2 separate regions of the Homo sapiens genome follow, and region 2 is linked to region 1. Evidence: read pairs that join two places in POLR2A ChIA-PET (ENCODE). Cell type or tissue: endothelial cell of umbilical vein. All regions are shown on one strand. Each heading gives the region's core, and the rest is flanking DNA. Links, peaks and the distances in the headings are about the cores only. Region 1 overlaps MOCS2-DT (MOCS2 divergent transcript). Region 2 has its middle 55 kb from the start of LINC02105.

Region 1 (7,657 bases), core at 1,810-5,809:
CTACATCTTGCCTTAAAATCTATTTTGTTCCATGTGAATATAGTCATATTGGCTTTTTTGGTTAGTGTTTACACCATGTATCTCCATTAATTTGTTTTCAATCTACCTGCTGTTTTCCCTAGCTTGATTTCCCTGTGCAAGCGTTTAGAAAATGTCCTTAAAGAAAAAAGCTAAAATGAATATGAGATTTGCCATGTGTGTTTTCCTTCTCTCAGGAACTTTAACCCTTGCTATCAGGTGCTTGCCGATGATAGTGGCAGAAGGCAGATAATGCCTAGGCAGTTGGGGTGGGTCCCCAGTGAAACCTGACCTTCAAGCTGGAAACTGTCCTAGGGATATCCTCCAACTGGATTGAGAACCCACCTTCCCATTTGGCGCACTTTCCTCTGATTGTTCCCCATTCTACACCTATTTTACACATATCTACCCTTTCCTAATTAGTTTTCTACACTGTCACGCCCATATTTGAGTGGCGTCTTCACTTTGACCTTTTTTGGATACTCACAAACCAATCAGCGCACACTCCCTATTCTGAGCCCATAAAAAGCCCCAAGCTCAGCCATATTGGGGAAATTTCCTGTCTTCAGGTAGGAGAACCAACCCCTACATCCCCTCTTTTTGCTGAGAGCTTTCCTTTTGCTTCATAAATTCAACTCCCCTCACTCTTTGATGTCTGTGTGCCTAATTCTTCCTGGTCATGAAACAAGAACCTGGACCTAGCTGAGCAAAGGAGCCAAAATCCTGCATCAAAGACAGTTGTTTAATACATCTTTTCACTTCTTACAGTTTTTGTGAAAAGGTAAGCATGAATCCAGCTACTCCATCATGACCAGAACTGGCATTGTCCCATCTACTATCTAGCTTCCAACATTTTTCTATTGTTTTCTCTCCTGGCCTCCTCATCCTTGTGGGTTTATGCCTTTTAACATCATTTTTCAGAGGGAGAAGAGGTAAACAGGTGCTCAACCTGCTGTGTTTAATCAGAAATCCTCATCTCTGCTCTGCTGGAGTTTTGCCTGAAATTGCACCTTTGTATCCTTGTTTGCTTTCTCCCCTTTCCCTACTTACCTTTCCCGCTTCCTTGCCAGTATTTCTGGGGAGCATTTCCTTAATAAATGACTTTGTTTTCGCATTTCAGGTGGTACTTCTGGGGAACCAGGCCTAAGGTAATTCAGCATACTGTAATATTCACCTCTTAAGTTAAAATGCATTTATATTCTATAACCATAATTTCCATGTTTATTTAAACTTGGTTGTATATTTAAATAGTTCGGTTTGCCATTGGTCTTTTTTACAATGGCTTTCACTTCAATTCCTGTTTGATTAGATTTTATTATATGGAAGGTTTCATAAGATAGTCCTATGTGTACTGTATTTCCCAAATTATTTCATATTTGCCTGCTGTCTTTATAGCTTAATGATAATATGTCTGAATGTAAGACATTTTAGGCTCAGTTTCTTTCCCTCAGCATTTTGCAGACAATGTTCTGTGCCTTTTGATAATAAATGTGACTGTGAAGAAATCACAAAGTAGCTCAATTTTCATTCAGGTGTAACTTTTTATATTCTTCCCAGATACCTGAAGACATTTTATTCTTAAAATCCAATAAAGACCAGGAAATATTTCATTAGGTTTCTAAATTTTACCGGAATACACTGTCCTTTGAATCTGTAATGTAAATTCCTCCTTTATTTAAGAAAGTTGTCTTCTATTATAACCTAAAATGTATGTCATATTCCATTTGCTTATTCTTACTCAGGGACACAGGTTAACTTTATATTCTGTGGGTTTTGTATCTATTCTCCCTTTATCATGTTATCTGTATTTGTTTAACCTATTTTCTTTTTTTCTGTGTTCATTGAAATTGACTCCAGTGTTTCCTCCAGAACTGCAGTTGAATCAATAGCTGCTAGCCAAGTGTGGCTATTTGAATTTAAATTCATTAAATAAATTATAAAGTTTAAAATTCAATTCCTTGACTCCACTAACCACACTTTAAGTGTTCAGTAGGCACTTGTGGATACTGTATTGAACAGCACAGTTACAGAACATCACGATCACTGCAGAAAGTTCTTCGGGACAGTGCTGTTCTCAAGCAATAATGAGTCTCTACCAGTGGTGGCATTTTTTTCCTCTTTCTCATTTATTTATTGCTTTCTTCTGTAATTGTTATCATATTAGTCCTTAATACTTTCTTATAACTTTTTATTTCTATGTTATGATTTTATCTTATCCTCAAAGTCTTCTTATACAAATTAGTGTCCTTGTAAACTCTTGGGGTGTGAAGTACACTAGGGAATTTTCCCTTTGGGAGGAGGTTTGCTTTCCACTAGAACATATCCTTTGGTCTATTATTTGCACACTACCTTTTTCATATTAGCTTTATTTATTTTGGGCTGAAATATATATTTTCCCTCCTTAAACTGGTTTATGTTTTTCCTGTTTGTTTCTCATTTTACTGAAACTTATTTGTCCAAACCTAGTTATCCTGCTGGTAATGTGGCTGAATTCTCCCTTACTTCTTTTCTCTTTTCCTTACTTTATGAACTACACTGCAATGGTCAGCAAATATGGCCTGTGGGACAAATTGGCCCATCTCCTCTTTTTGCAAATAATTTCACTGAAGCAGAGCTACACTCACTCTTTTGCTCTTTGCCTCTGGCTGCTTTCATGTGCAATAGCAGAGCTCAGTAGTTGTGACAGAGATCACACGGCTTGGGAAGTCTAAATATTTACAGTCTGGCCTTTTACAAAAAATTGTGCTGACCCCTGAAGTGCAGTGAAGAGTTATCTGTAGCCCAAGGGCATGGGGTAGGGTGAGAATAGACTTGGAAGACATCCTCCATTAGCCAAACTGGGCTGTTTCTCATTTGCAGTTTTGTTAAAGGTCTTCAGTCTGGGTTTACTTAGTGTCTTAGTTTGGGCTGCCATTACAAAGTACTATAGATTGGTTGGCTTATAAACAACATAAATTTATTTCTCACAGTTCTGGAGACTGGAAGTCTGAGATGAGGGTGCCAGTATGGTTGGGTTCTAGTGAGGGTTCTTCCGAGTTGCCAATGGACAACTTTCTTGCAGTATTCTCAAATAGAAGAGAGTGTAAGCAGGCTCTCTGGAGTCGCGTTTATAAGGGCATTAATCCCATTCATAAGGGCTCCACCCTCATGACCTAATTACCTCAAAATGCCCACCTTCAAATACCATCAGCTTGGGGGTTAGGATTTTAACCTATGCATTTTGGGGGGACACAGACATGCAGTTCATAACACATCACATCACCAGGTATATTCTCTTTCAGTCCAGGAATAAACTTGAGATTCAGATAATCCTCAATCCTTAGTTCAACTTGGACCTCTGAATTCTGCTACTTTTAAGGAGATGTAGCTCAGTTTATACTCTTGCCCTATACTCAGGCATCAATCATTTCTACGGCCAGAGCTGAAAGGCTAATAAAAGGTAGATGTGGCTTCCTTACCGAGCACTGTTAAGACTAGAAGAACCTTACCTGGGCCATCCACCAAGGACTCTGGGCTCAGGCCCTTTCTTACCTTCACTGCCTCAGTTCTTATTTCTATTTTAATGAAGACTTCTGCTTCACCAACTTCCCTTTGGTGAGATATTGCAGACTTTTTTCCACAGCTCTCCTTCTTAACACATCTGAAAAGGCAGTTTTAGGAGCTTTCTAGAGCCCACAATATGCTCCTTAAAAGCGGTGGCTAATGCCTGTAATCCCAGCACTTTGGGAGGCTGAGGTGGGCGGATCACCTGAGGTCAGGAGTTCGAGACCAGCCTGGCTAACATGGTGAAACCCCGTCTCTACTAAAAATACAAAAACATTAGCCGGGCGTGGTGGCACATGCCTGTAATCGCAGCTACTCGGGAGGCTGAGGTAGGAGAATCACTTGTGCCCGGGAGGCAGCCGTGTCAGTGAGCTGAGATCACACCACTGCACTCCAGCCTGGGTGACAGAGTGAGACTCCATCTCAAAAAAAAAAAAAAAAAAGAGCTTTGGTTTTCATTGTTCAACATCTGTGTGGTATATTTTTCTGTTTCTAAAATCCATTTGTTGTGCATATCTTAGATTTTTGCAGAAATGAAATTACAAGATCTGGCTTTCCTCTGGCATCTGAAACTGGGGGATTTGATATATACATTTTAGAAAATCATCAGTGAAGAACATATTTGCAAAAAGCTCCTATAGCCATGTTCTTTCATTTTAAGGTGAATGATTTGCAGTTGGAATAACTAACCACAAGGAGGTGTGCTTCTTTTGACCTAAATTTCCTTGAATAAACTAACAAGTACAATATATATGGTTTATTCTGGCTTTTGTTTTTATTTAAAATGACCAATGAATAAAATTACACAACATGGATGTAGCATTTTAAAATTACCTCCTTCAATTATAAAATTGACTTAATATTTTGTACACCTACAAGGTGCAAGGCACACTGCTGGGCTGTTTGTTAACGGCATACTATACTCTATGTCTTCACAAGTCATTTGCATAGAAAGGTGCTTGAAATTCTGTGTGATTTGTTAAAATCAGTAATTCCAGATGGGTTTACTTCAAACTAGTGATACAGTGATAGAGGCAGGAGGCAGAGAAATTTTAGGCAGAAAAGGGAGGGTCCCTGACAAAACCCCACCCTCAAGCCAAAAAGCCTGAAACCGCAGCCCAAAGTAGAGAACTTCTCTCCCTTTTGTCTGCTCAAATGTTGCTTTTTCCTAAATTACCCATGGCCCACCCTGCCCGCCATCCTGTGCTATAAAGACCACAGACTCAGCCAGCAGAGAGGAGAAGCAACTGGACGTGAGGGACTACGGCTGGATGTCAGAGAGAAGTGGCTTGATTTCAGAGGGACATTTTGATGGTGTAACTTTGGAGAAAAATCCAGCCAGAGATGGCAGGACTTCAGGGGAAGGTTACCTACCCAGCCCATCCCCTTTTCTGCTCTCCTTCCTGCTGAGAGCCACTTTCACTGGGAATAAAATACCCCGCATTTACCATCTGTGAATTCTTTTGTGTAACCTCATTTTCCCTGAATGCAGGACAAGAGCTCAGGAGTCATGAGTGCAGATACAGAAGGCTGTGACACTGGCCCTTTACTCTTGCCTAGGGCAGCTGCCTCACGCAAAAAGGCAAAGGGCCCACTGAGCTGTTTACACTTAAGCCACCTACGGATGGTAGAGCTAAAAGAGCACTGTAGCATGTCCTCTGGGGCTTTGGGAGTCACAGGCCGCCCCTCAGTCACTGCTGCAGGGCCCTGCACAGAGTTTGCTCCTGCTGGAGCCCAAAAGTGCTCACCCTGACTCCTGCATCCTCTCACCTGCATGCTCCCTCCCACGAGGGGTGGAACACAGTGTGTCCAAGTGATGGAGTTTGATCCCAGTAGCGCCGAAGTGGCCGGGTTGTTCCAGTGCTGGTGCTCTCCAGTCCTCACCCTCGTTCACTTGTGCGCTCCCTCCTGTGAGGAGTTGTGGGCAGCAGGCTGAGTAAACACCTCTGACGTGGGTCCCATGAAGGGGTCAGGGAAATATCCTGCTTCGGTCGTCCTTCAAAAAGTAACTACTGCATTATCTATTTTTTAATAAGAAATTTAAATATTAAAATATGTTAATGACATTAGTCCAATGTCTACGGATCTCACACCACATAGTCCAAACTTCCTCAGACAGAAATATTTTCACTGTTCAAAAATTCTGCCACACTGGGAAATAAAGGAGTAGACATGGGCTGACATTTGAAAATCTATTACCTGTATTTTTTTTGGTAATAGAATATGATTATAAATCTCAACTTTATTACTGACTTAAACAAGGTCACTAAAGCATTTCACGAAGAGTTCCTGATAATGGGTAACCAGATATCTAGGACTAGATACTATTTAGCAGCTGAAAATGATGGCAGAAAATATATGGGCAGCAATAGAAAAAGAATGTGACTAAACATTTTTAGCAATTTGATATAAAATATTTAGATTTTAAAAAATCTGTATAAATGGATGAATAGGTTGGATTTTACGGAAAAAAATAGGCTCAGTTCAATTAGAGACTGAACTGTAACATGATAAATCAGAATCAATGATGACAAGTTTTATATACTATTTTAATAGCACAGAAAACAAAACCAAAAAAACCTATTACCTATTGGCGAAACGACTGATGGAACATCTAATAACTTTTAAATCAAGTTAAGCCTAAAGCTGCCTCCTTACAAATTTTAAGTTTGGCCTAAAGGTTTCTCAACACACAGTGAATTGTAACCTAACTGCATGTGTAAACAGGCTGTAACCTACTCTTATACCAATCACTGTGTTGCAGCCCATCAAAGGCAGCCAACTGTTCGAACCTTGTTCAAGTAAGGTAAACACCAAGCTGTAACCAATCCAGCTGTTTCTGTACCTCATTTTCTTTTCCTGTAATTTATTTGCTTTTTTTGTCCATAATTCTTTGATCATGTGGCAGCACTGGAGTCTCTTTGAACCTGTTCTGGTTGGGAGAGGGGCACATTTCACAAATTGTTCTTTGCTCATTTTAATTTGTCCAAAGTTTTTCTTTTGACACAATGAACTCTGATTCTGCCAGGTGTTTCTGGGAAAATTGTTTTTCAGAAAAGGCAATGAACATTTTTGATAATTTGCTACTACACGTGTGTCTGGAATTGGTTCCTTCCGGTGGGTTCTTAGTCTGACTTCAAGAATGAAGCCTCAGACCTTCGTGGTGAGTGTTACAGCTCTTCAAGGTGGCATGGACCCAAAAAGTAAGCAACCCTAAGATTTATTGTGAAAAGTGAAATAACAAAGCTTCCACAGCATGGAAGGTGATCCGAGTGGGTTGCCACTGCTGGCTAGGGGCGCCAGCTGTTATTCCCTTATTTGTCCCTGCCCACGTCCTGCTGATTGGTCCATTTTACAGGGTACTGATTGGTCCATTTTACAGAGTGCTGATTGGTGCATTTACAATCCTTTAGCTAGACACAGAGCGCTGACTGGTGTGTTTTTACAGAGTGCTGATTGGTGCACTTATAATCCTTTAGCTAGACAGAAAAGTTCTCCAAGTCCCCACTCGACCCAGGAAGTCCAGCTGGCTTCACCTCTCACAAGCAACGTTATGTTTCTCATCTTCTAACAGAGCGTTCTGTGAAGGTCTGAGATGCTCCTACATTTCTAGTCTCATGGAATCTCGTCTTTTTTCAATCTGAAAACAAAATGGAAATGTTTTTGCCTCAACTTGTTTTTTTTCTTAACCAAATAGGATTCCTTATGGTAAAAATAACTGGGAAAATGGTGGCTCCAACTATGTTTTCACAAAAAATTGTAGCTTAAGTGAAATGCAAATGTTCATAAAGTCATTTTGCTATTACTAAAATAATTTATATACCATTGTGATGATTCACTGATTTAATTAATGAATTCATAAGAAAAGTAAAATCAAAGCCTATGGAATAAGCCTGGAATATTTTGGTATCAGTTTTGCTTGCATATCCACAAATTATAGATGGGGCTGTATTTTGTAAAAAAAAAAAGAACTGTGTCATATCTACAGCATAATGAATAAACGATGTGAACAGAAACTTCACAGAGAAGTATAAGTGCTCAATGAAAATATGAAAAGATTCACCTCATTAGGAATTAGAAAATAAAAAAATGAAAG
Region 2 (7,657 bases), core at 2,111-6,110, 650 kb before region 1:
TTTTCAGGGACACACAGCTATTGAGTGGTGGGTGCTAGGATTTAAATCAATGTCTGTCTGTTGCCAGAGTGCCCTAACTCCCAATGTGACTATATTTAGAGATTGGGTCTTTAAGGAGGTAATTACGGTTAAATGAGGTCATAAGTGTAGGGTCCTAATAAAACAGGACTGGTATCCTTATGAGAAGAGGAAGATACCAGGAGTACATGTACAGAAGTAAGGCTCTGTGAGGACACAGTGAGAAAGTGGTCATCTACAAGGCAAAGTGAGAGGTCTCTCCAGACACTAACTCTGCCGGCACCTTGATCTTGGAATTACAACATCCAGAACAGTGAAGAAATAAATTTCTGTTGTGCCACCAATTTGTGGTATTTTGTTATGGCAGCTCTAGCTAACTAATACGTGCTCCTTTCCTTTCTACCACAAAGTATTTGAACGCTTAATGTATAATATTCTATCTAAGCAAAATACAATTCAAGCAAGTGTATTAGTTCATTTTCACACTGCTATAAAGATTACTACCTGAGACTAGGTAAATTATAAACAAAAGAGGTTTAATTGACTCAGTTCTGCATGGCTGGAGAGGCCTAAGGAAGCTTACAATCATGGCAAAAGACGAAGGGGAAGCAAGACACGTCTTACATGGTGGCAGACAAAGAGACAGTGCAAGGGAAACTGCCGCTTTTAAAACCATCAGATCTCATGAGAACTCCCTCACTGTCACAAGAACAGCATGAGGGAAACTGCCTCCTTGATCCAATCACCTCCCACCATTCCCTCCCTCGACAGGTGGGAATTACAATTTGAGGTGAGATTTGGGTGGGGATACAGAGCCAAGCCATCTCACCAAGTAAACACTGAAAACAAACTACCCATCAATCAGCCTGAACTATATATACTGTAAGGAAATTTACATTATTGTGACATAGAACGTATCAACAGTGTAGCCAGTTAATGTTCAAAAGCACTCAATTATTTCTCGAATTTTGAAGTTACATGGAAATCCTTCACACAGCAAGTATTCTGAAAGGATGAAAACTAGAAACTTAAGCAGTTTTCATTTATAGACATGAAAATAATGTTTAATAAGTCACTTAAGAATTTAACAAATTTAAGGTTTCATAAAAATAAATGGATGTTCTCTTCTTCACTTAGGGACTAGTCCAGTGTACCAGTGAAGACAGCTGCCTTTACGTGCATATATTTTGAATATAAACTATGTGAGCAAGAATCTGACTTCTAGCCAGTCCTTGGTCATGGAAATCAGGCCTAACATATGTAGAGACATTTATAGCTCCCCTTCAAGTTAGAGTAATTTAGGTTCTGTTGATTCAACTTACCGCTAAGGAAGTTTCTTCACCGGAGATCAACACTTGTGTGTTCTTCAGAAACACAAGCCATTTCTACTTAAAGAGTATGATTTGCTTTGCATTGAATATAGCTAGGAAGAGAAAAGCTCCAGTTTCTTTGTTCTAAGACCAGGATTGGATTTGAGTGGGACTTGAATGCTGGTGCTGTGTAGCTAGAATAGAATACATGCCAGTAGCTCACATTAGAAATTGTCTCTGGTGAAGCTGCTCTTCCAGGTGGAAACATATTTTCATGAAGAAGGAAATGTTTTTCTTTTTGTAAAGGATCAAAAGACTTAATCAGAAATTTTCTTAAGCCTGGGCTTGCTTTTCCCTCTGCTCTGTGTACTAGCTGATGCTCTGCTGCAGAGGCTCCTGGGTGAACTTTGGTCCATCGTAAACACTCTCCTGCCACTTCTCATTTGCTCTCCACCTCGTGATTCCTCTGGCTGTTCCTTGCTTTTCTCCCTGGGAGCTGGTTCTCAGAAGCTCTGTCATGTTTTCCTTTACTGCCTGTTGGACATCTACAAGATACTCCTGGGCCAATAATTTACAAGACCAAATGACATAATCCTTGACTCCAAGGGTTAATGGTTTATGCCTAATGGCCTCAAAGGCCTGAGCCAATTGGAGGGAAAATGACATTTGCGTTCTTCTGGAGTGTTTATACTCTCCAGAGCACTGACTAGTCCATTGACATGGTCTATATCTTTCCCCTCTAAATAGTTCACAATGCAGCACCAAGATTTGGTAATGGAGCCACATCTAGCTTAGAGGGGGCTATCATTTGCTCTGAGAAAGACTCTTTTTGTTTTGTTTTGTGGCACATTTTCTATGGAGGAGAGGGCTTTGAACACAAGTCCTAAATAAACCTTGACAACAATCCCTATACAATAAGTAGAAATTATGTTCTCTATCAACATTCATGAATAATGAGGCAGATATGTGGTATGATTTTGAAAGTGATTTTAAAACTCCTAAACAAATACTCTAATACCCTAAATATGCTGCTCCACTTGCCCCAGTGCCTGAATTTCCGCCATGAGTTAGCTAAGGAAACAGACTGGATAACGAGAAGCCAGGTCACACTAGGGTGTTTTGGACAGTTAGGCCTGATCAGAAAGTGGTGAGTAGATGATTTTTTTTGAAGGGGAGGGATTGAAGGTGGAGTTCATTTGAGCAGGAAATTGGTAGGCAGGTAAGTGGCAAAGAGTAAGGAAAGACACAAAAGGGAAGAAGAAAAGATGTCAGCAGGCTAGAGTAAGATCTTTCAAAGGCTTAAATGCCAGAAATAAATGTAAAAATGATATTTAACTGTAAAACACAAAATATTAAAATAGCTTTTTTTGTTGTTGTTACATATTCTGATTGCAACATTCTAGAAAGTACATCCGAGCTGAATAAACTTTTCTCTTTTTCACTGGCCCTCCCTTGCTGATTCCCTCACCCAGGACTGGGTCAGTGTAGTGGGCATTCATAGAAGGGAAGTGTGTCTGCTGATGTACAGGACACAGTGTAGGGCTATAAAGGCTGTGCAACATATAACTCCAGGGAGTCCCGTTCACAAGGGCTATGATATGAATGGCTGCCCATGGAGTCATGCAACATGGGGGCCCTGGGATTCAAGTTCTGATTAATATTGACTGTGCTGAACAAAGTGTAGTCAGAAGCCTCTGCCCTGGACTCACTAGAGCACTTGTTAAAATGCAGATTCCTACAGGTTTAAACTGGGTGGGAGTAAAGGAGAGCTGGAATTTCAATATTAAAATAGAATTCTTGAGCTCACTGGCAACACATGGTAACTACTTTTACGGGAAGTTATCACCCGCTGCTTCCCTTTTCCCCCCAGGAAAGCTCCAAGTTAGAGAGGCCTGAACTTCTGCTCTGGGAGCCAGTTCTGGCATGGCCTGCCCCAGCATCTGGTCAGCCACCTGCAGCCATTCCATATTCTGACCTAAGCCAAAAAAGCACAAAACCCATGTCAAAGGGCTATATCAGGAACTCTGGAGGACAAGGTTTTAAGATCTGGGCCTCAATTCCAGCTTTGCCACTGAAATAGTTTGGATATTTCCCCCCCAAAATTACATATTGACATTTGATCCCAGTGTTAGAGTTGGGGCCTAGTAAGAGGTGTTTGGATCATTGGGGTGGGTCTCTCATGAACGACTTGGTGACCTCCCCATGATAATGAGTGAGTTCTCACTTTATTAGTTCTTGTGAGATCAGATTGTTTAATAGAGCCTGGTCTCGCCTTCCTCTGTCTCTCTTCCCCCTTCTCTTACCATGTGACATACCTGTTCCCCTTTGCCTTCCACCGTGATTGGAAGCTTCCTGGGGTCCCTCACCAAAAGCAAATGCTGGCACCATGCCTGCAGAACAATGAGCCAAATAAACCTCTGTTCTTTATAAATTACCCAGCCCCAGGTATTCCTTTATAGAAATGCAAACTGGCTAAAACATCTACTAACTGTATGGTACTATTTAAATTATAAAATTTCTCTGGACATGTTTTCTTGTGTGTTTGATTGGAGTATAAGTCAGAATGCATCTTCCAGGCCTTGATCTAAACCACCTCTCTTTTTTAAGTTATGAGGGTGAAAAAAGTACACCCCATAGGTCCAAAATTCAGAAACTCCTGGGGGCAAATGTGTTTTGAATTCAGAATCTGTTGTTTTTCTTTAGAAATGTAATATAATGCATATATATTATGGAGTACCTTTAGCAGGGTCTGAGCAGGATCTGTAATTAAATATGTTAATTATTTCTATAGCAAAATATGTGAATATTTGCCATTAATGTGATAAATAAAGCTATAGATAGTCTTCATTCAGGTTTTGCTGCCAAATTAGATGTGTCTAAAACTTCAAAAACCCTTCTAGATTTTAGAATATTTTAATTTTGGAATTTTAGGATAAAGAATTGTAGACTGGTACTAATGCCAGCTCTTTTTTTTTTTTGTATAGAATTGTTTTATTCAAGTCAAATTTACATAGAGTGAAATACACAAATCAGTATATAAGGCTTTTGACAAACACATATACCTATATAATGCACACTTCCATCAGTCCATAAGGTTCCTTTCTAGGCAGTTCCCATCCCCACTCCCTAAGAGACAACCACCATTCTGATTTTTCCCCAAAGATTAGTTTTGCCTGATTTGATAAATGAGCTCATATACCACAGTATTTATTGTATAAATACTATCTGTCTGGCTTCTTTGACTTACATTTTTTAAGTTCTTCCATATTGTTGTGGATCAACAGTTCTTTTTTAACTACTCAGTAATATTTCTTTATATTAATATACTGTAAATTATTGTCCATTTTTCTGTTGGGGCTAGTATGAAGAAAACTGTTGTGATAATTCTTATACAAGTTTATGTGAATACATTTTTTATTTTTATTATACTTTAAGTTCGAGGGTACATGTGCACAACATGTAGGTTTGATACATAGGTATACATGTGCCATGTTGGTTTGCTGCATCCATCAACTCGTCATTTATATTAGGTATTTCTCCTAATGCTATCCCTCCCCCAGCCCCGCACCCCCAACAGACCCAGGTGTGTGATGTTCCCCTCCCTGTGTCCGTGTCTTCTCATCATTCAACTCCCACCTATGAGTGAGAACATGCAGTGTTTGGTTTTCTGTCCTTGTGATAGTTTGCTGAGAATGATGGTTTCTAGCTTCATCCATGTCCCTGCAAAGGACATGAACTCATCCTTTTTTGTGGCTGCGTAGTGTTTCATGGTGTATATGTGCCACATTTTCTTAATCCAGTCTATCATTGATGGACATTTGGGTTGGTTCCAAGTCTTTGCTATTGTGAATAGTGCCGCAATAAACATACCTCTGCATGTGTCTTTATAGTAGCATGATTTATAATCCTTTGGGTGTATACCCAGTAATGGGATTGCTGGGTGAAATGGTATTTCTAGTTCTAGATCCTTGAGGAATCACCACACTGTCTTCACACATGCTTGAACTAATTTACACTCCCACCAACAGTGTAAAAGTGTTCCTACTTCTCTACATCCTCTCTAGCATCTGTTGTTTCCTGACTTTTTAATGATCGCCATTCTAACTGGCATGAGATAGTATCTCATTGTGGTTTTGATTTGCATTTTTCTGATGGCCAGTGATGATGAGCATTTTTTCATATGTTTGTTGGCTGCATAAATGTCTTCTTTTGAGAAGTGTCTGTTCATATCCTTTGCCCACTTTTTGATGGGGTTGTTTGTTTTTTTCTTGTAAATTTGTTTGAGTTCTTCGTAGATTCTGGATATTAGCCCTGTGTCAGATGGGTAGATTGCAAACATTTTCTCCCATTCTGCAGGTTGCCTTTTCACACTGCTGATAGTTTATTTTGCTGTGCAGAAGCTCTTTAGTTTAATTAGATCCCATTTGTCTATTTTGTTGCCATTGCTTTTGGTGTTTTAGTCATGAAGTCTTTGCCCATGCCTATGTCCTGAATGGTATTGCCTAGGTTTTCTTCTAGGGTTTTTATGGTGTTAGGTCTTACATTTAAGTCTTTAATCCACCTTGAGTTAATTTTTGTATACAGCATAAGGAAGGGATCCAGTTTCAGCTTTCTGCATATGGCTAGCCAGTTTTCCCAGCACCATTTGTTAAATAGGGAATCCTTTCCCCATTTCTTATTTTTGTCAGGTTTGTCAAAGATGAGATGATTGTAGATGTGTGGTGTTATTTCTGAGGTTTCTGTTCTCTTCCACTGGTCTATATCTCTGTTTTGGTACCAGTACCATGCTGTTTTGTTTACTGTAGCCTTGTAGTGTAGTTTGACGTCAGGTAGCATGATGCCTCCAGCTTTGTTCTTTTTGCTTAGGATTGTCTTGGCTATACAGGCTCTTATTTGGTTCCATATGAACTTTCAAGTAGTTTTTTCCAATTCTGTGAAGAAAGTCATTGGTAGCTTGATGGGTATAGCATTGAATCTATAAATTATCTTGGTCAGTATGAATGCCAACTCTTATGTCTTAGCTAAAGCCTATACTTTTGGTACAGTATACATTTGTGAAGTTTAAGGAGAGAGCATTAAAGTGGAATACAGGTGCCAGTGGGCCACAGCATCATGGTTATGAGAACAGTACTGCAGCTTAAGTTCACAAGCCCTGCCTTGCCTCTAATAGACTGCGACCTTGGGCAAGTTTATTAACCTCTTTGTGCCTCACTTCTCCCACCTGTAAGTCATAGAGTTGTTGTGAGGATGAAATAATCTATTATATTTTAGGACCTAGAAGACTGCTTGGCACATAATACTCAACAGGTGTCAGTTTTCATTATCCAAGGAATTGTGTTAACTTGTTTTATTTGCTTATTTGTATGTGGGGGTGGGGTCAGGGAGAGGAGGTCTAGAAAATGAGAGATTATTTGACAGAGGGCACTGGTCAAACTGTTCTCCTCCTTGTATTTGTCCTCCAGTCCTGCTCCAGGTATACTGTTTGGTAACTCCCCTTTCTACCCATCTCTGTGCTTGACTCCATCTATTAAACTGGAAATGTCATTCTACGTACTGATAAGATTATGTAAAGGAAACAGAGTGAATTTTTAGAAAGGGAATTATTATTTCCTTGAAAGGTAAAGCTGTATTTATGTCACTAATTGTAGCAATCTATGGGTTGCTGGGAAAAATTAAGCAAAGGAGGGGCCTGAAGGACCTGCCTTGTACTTAACCTATGTGTCTAATCCAAATGAATTCATATTAAACAATGAAAATGTTTAACTGAAAATGAAATGGAGTGAGTTTCCATGAACTCACTCATCTTCCCCACAGCCCAGGAAACTGCATATAATTTTAAAGCTCACAAGCCAGAGGTCTGTCCCTCCTCCTGATCCTAAGTTTTATATGGGTTGTGACTCATGTGGCCACTGAAGGCAAATCACTGATTCTAGAATCAAAACTCAGCAAGAGCAGAATATAAATCAGCTCCAAACCAGAGCTCTGGGTGGAAGCTACAAGCTAGGCTGAGTAGCATGTAAGCATTGGACATGGTTTTAGTCTCACTGATAGGATGTTTCTTCTCAATCTGATATTTATGTGATGAAAGTGTTTTCTTTTTTCCTTCCTTACAGAAATGCAGTTCTCAAGTTAAGTGATTGGTAAGCACCATAGTAGCGGATGTTTTAATTTACATATGTACCACAATCTAAAGCTTCACTTCTTCCACATGGAATCCAGTCATTTGCTGGAGTCTTTCAAATTTATTTCTTAAAAAAAAAAAGACATGAAAAGTCCAATTACACTGAATGAGTATTATTCTACCTGAGGAATAAGGATTGCTAAAGGAA

The links. Peaks named below come from ENCODE experiments on the same cell type or tissue, not always from the same donor. Only the 100,000 strongest peaks of a DNase experiment are listed, where the experiment ranks them.
Region 2: POLR2A ChIA-PET joins it to region 1 with 5 read pairs; 2 of 35 experiments call an interaction of 5 or more read pairs at or near these places.

The regions. Positions count from the first base shown.
Region 1 is chr5:53,111,784-53,119,440 of GRCh38, reverse strand. MOCS2-DT (MOCS2 divergent transcript) reads right to left here. Exons shown (of 2, transcript NR_104654.1): 2 at 4,315-5,582. Among named protein-coding and RNA genes, the nearest start is that of MOCS2-DT, 5.8 kb to the right of the region's middle. RefSeq lists a cis regulatory region at 131-589 and an enhancer at 4,799-5,298. In endothelial cell of umbilical vein, for the core only: no CTCF peak of the experiment used is centred there; a DNase peak (open chromatin) is centred at 4,260.
Region 2 is chr5:53,760,984-53,768,640 of GRCh38, reverse strand. No RefSeq gene overlaps it. Among named protein-coding and RNA genes, the nearest start is that of LINC02105, 55 kb to the left of the region's middle. In endothelial cell of umbilical vein, for the core only: no CTCF peak of the experiment used is centred there; no DNase peak of the experiment used is centred there.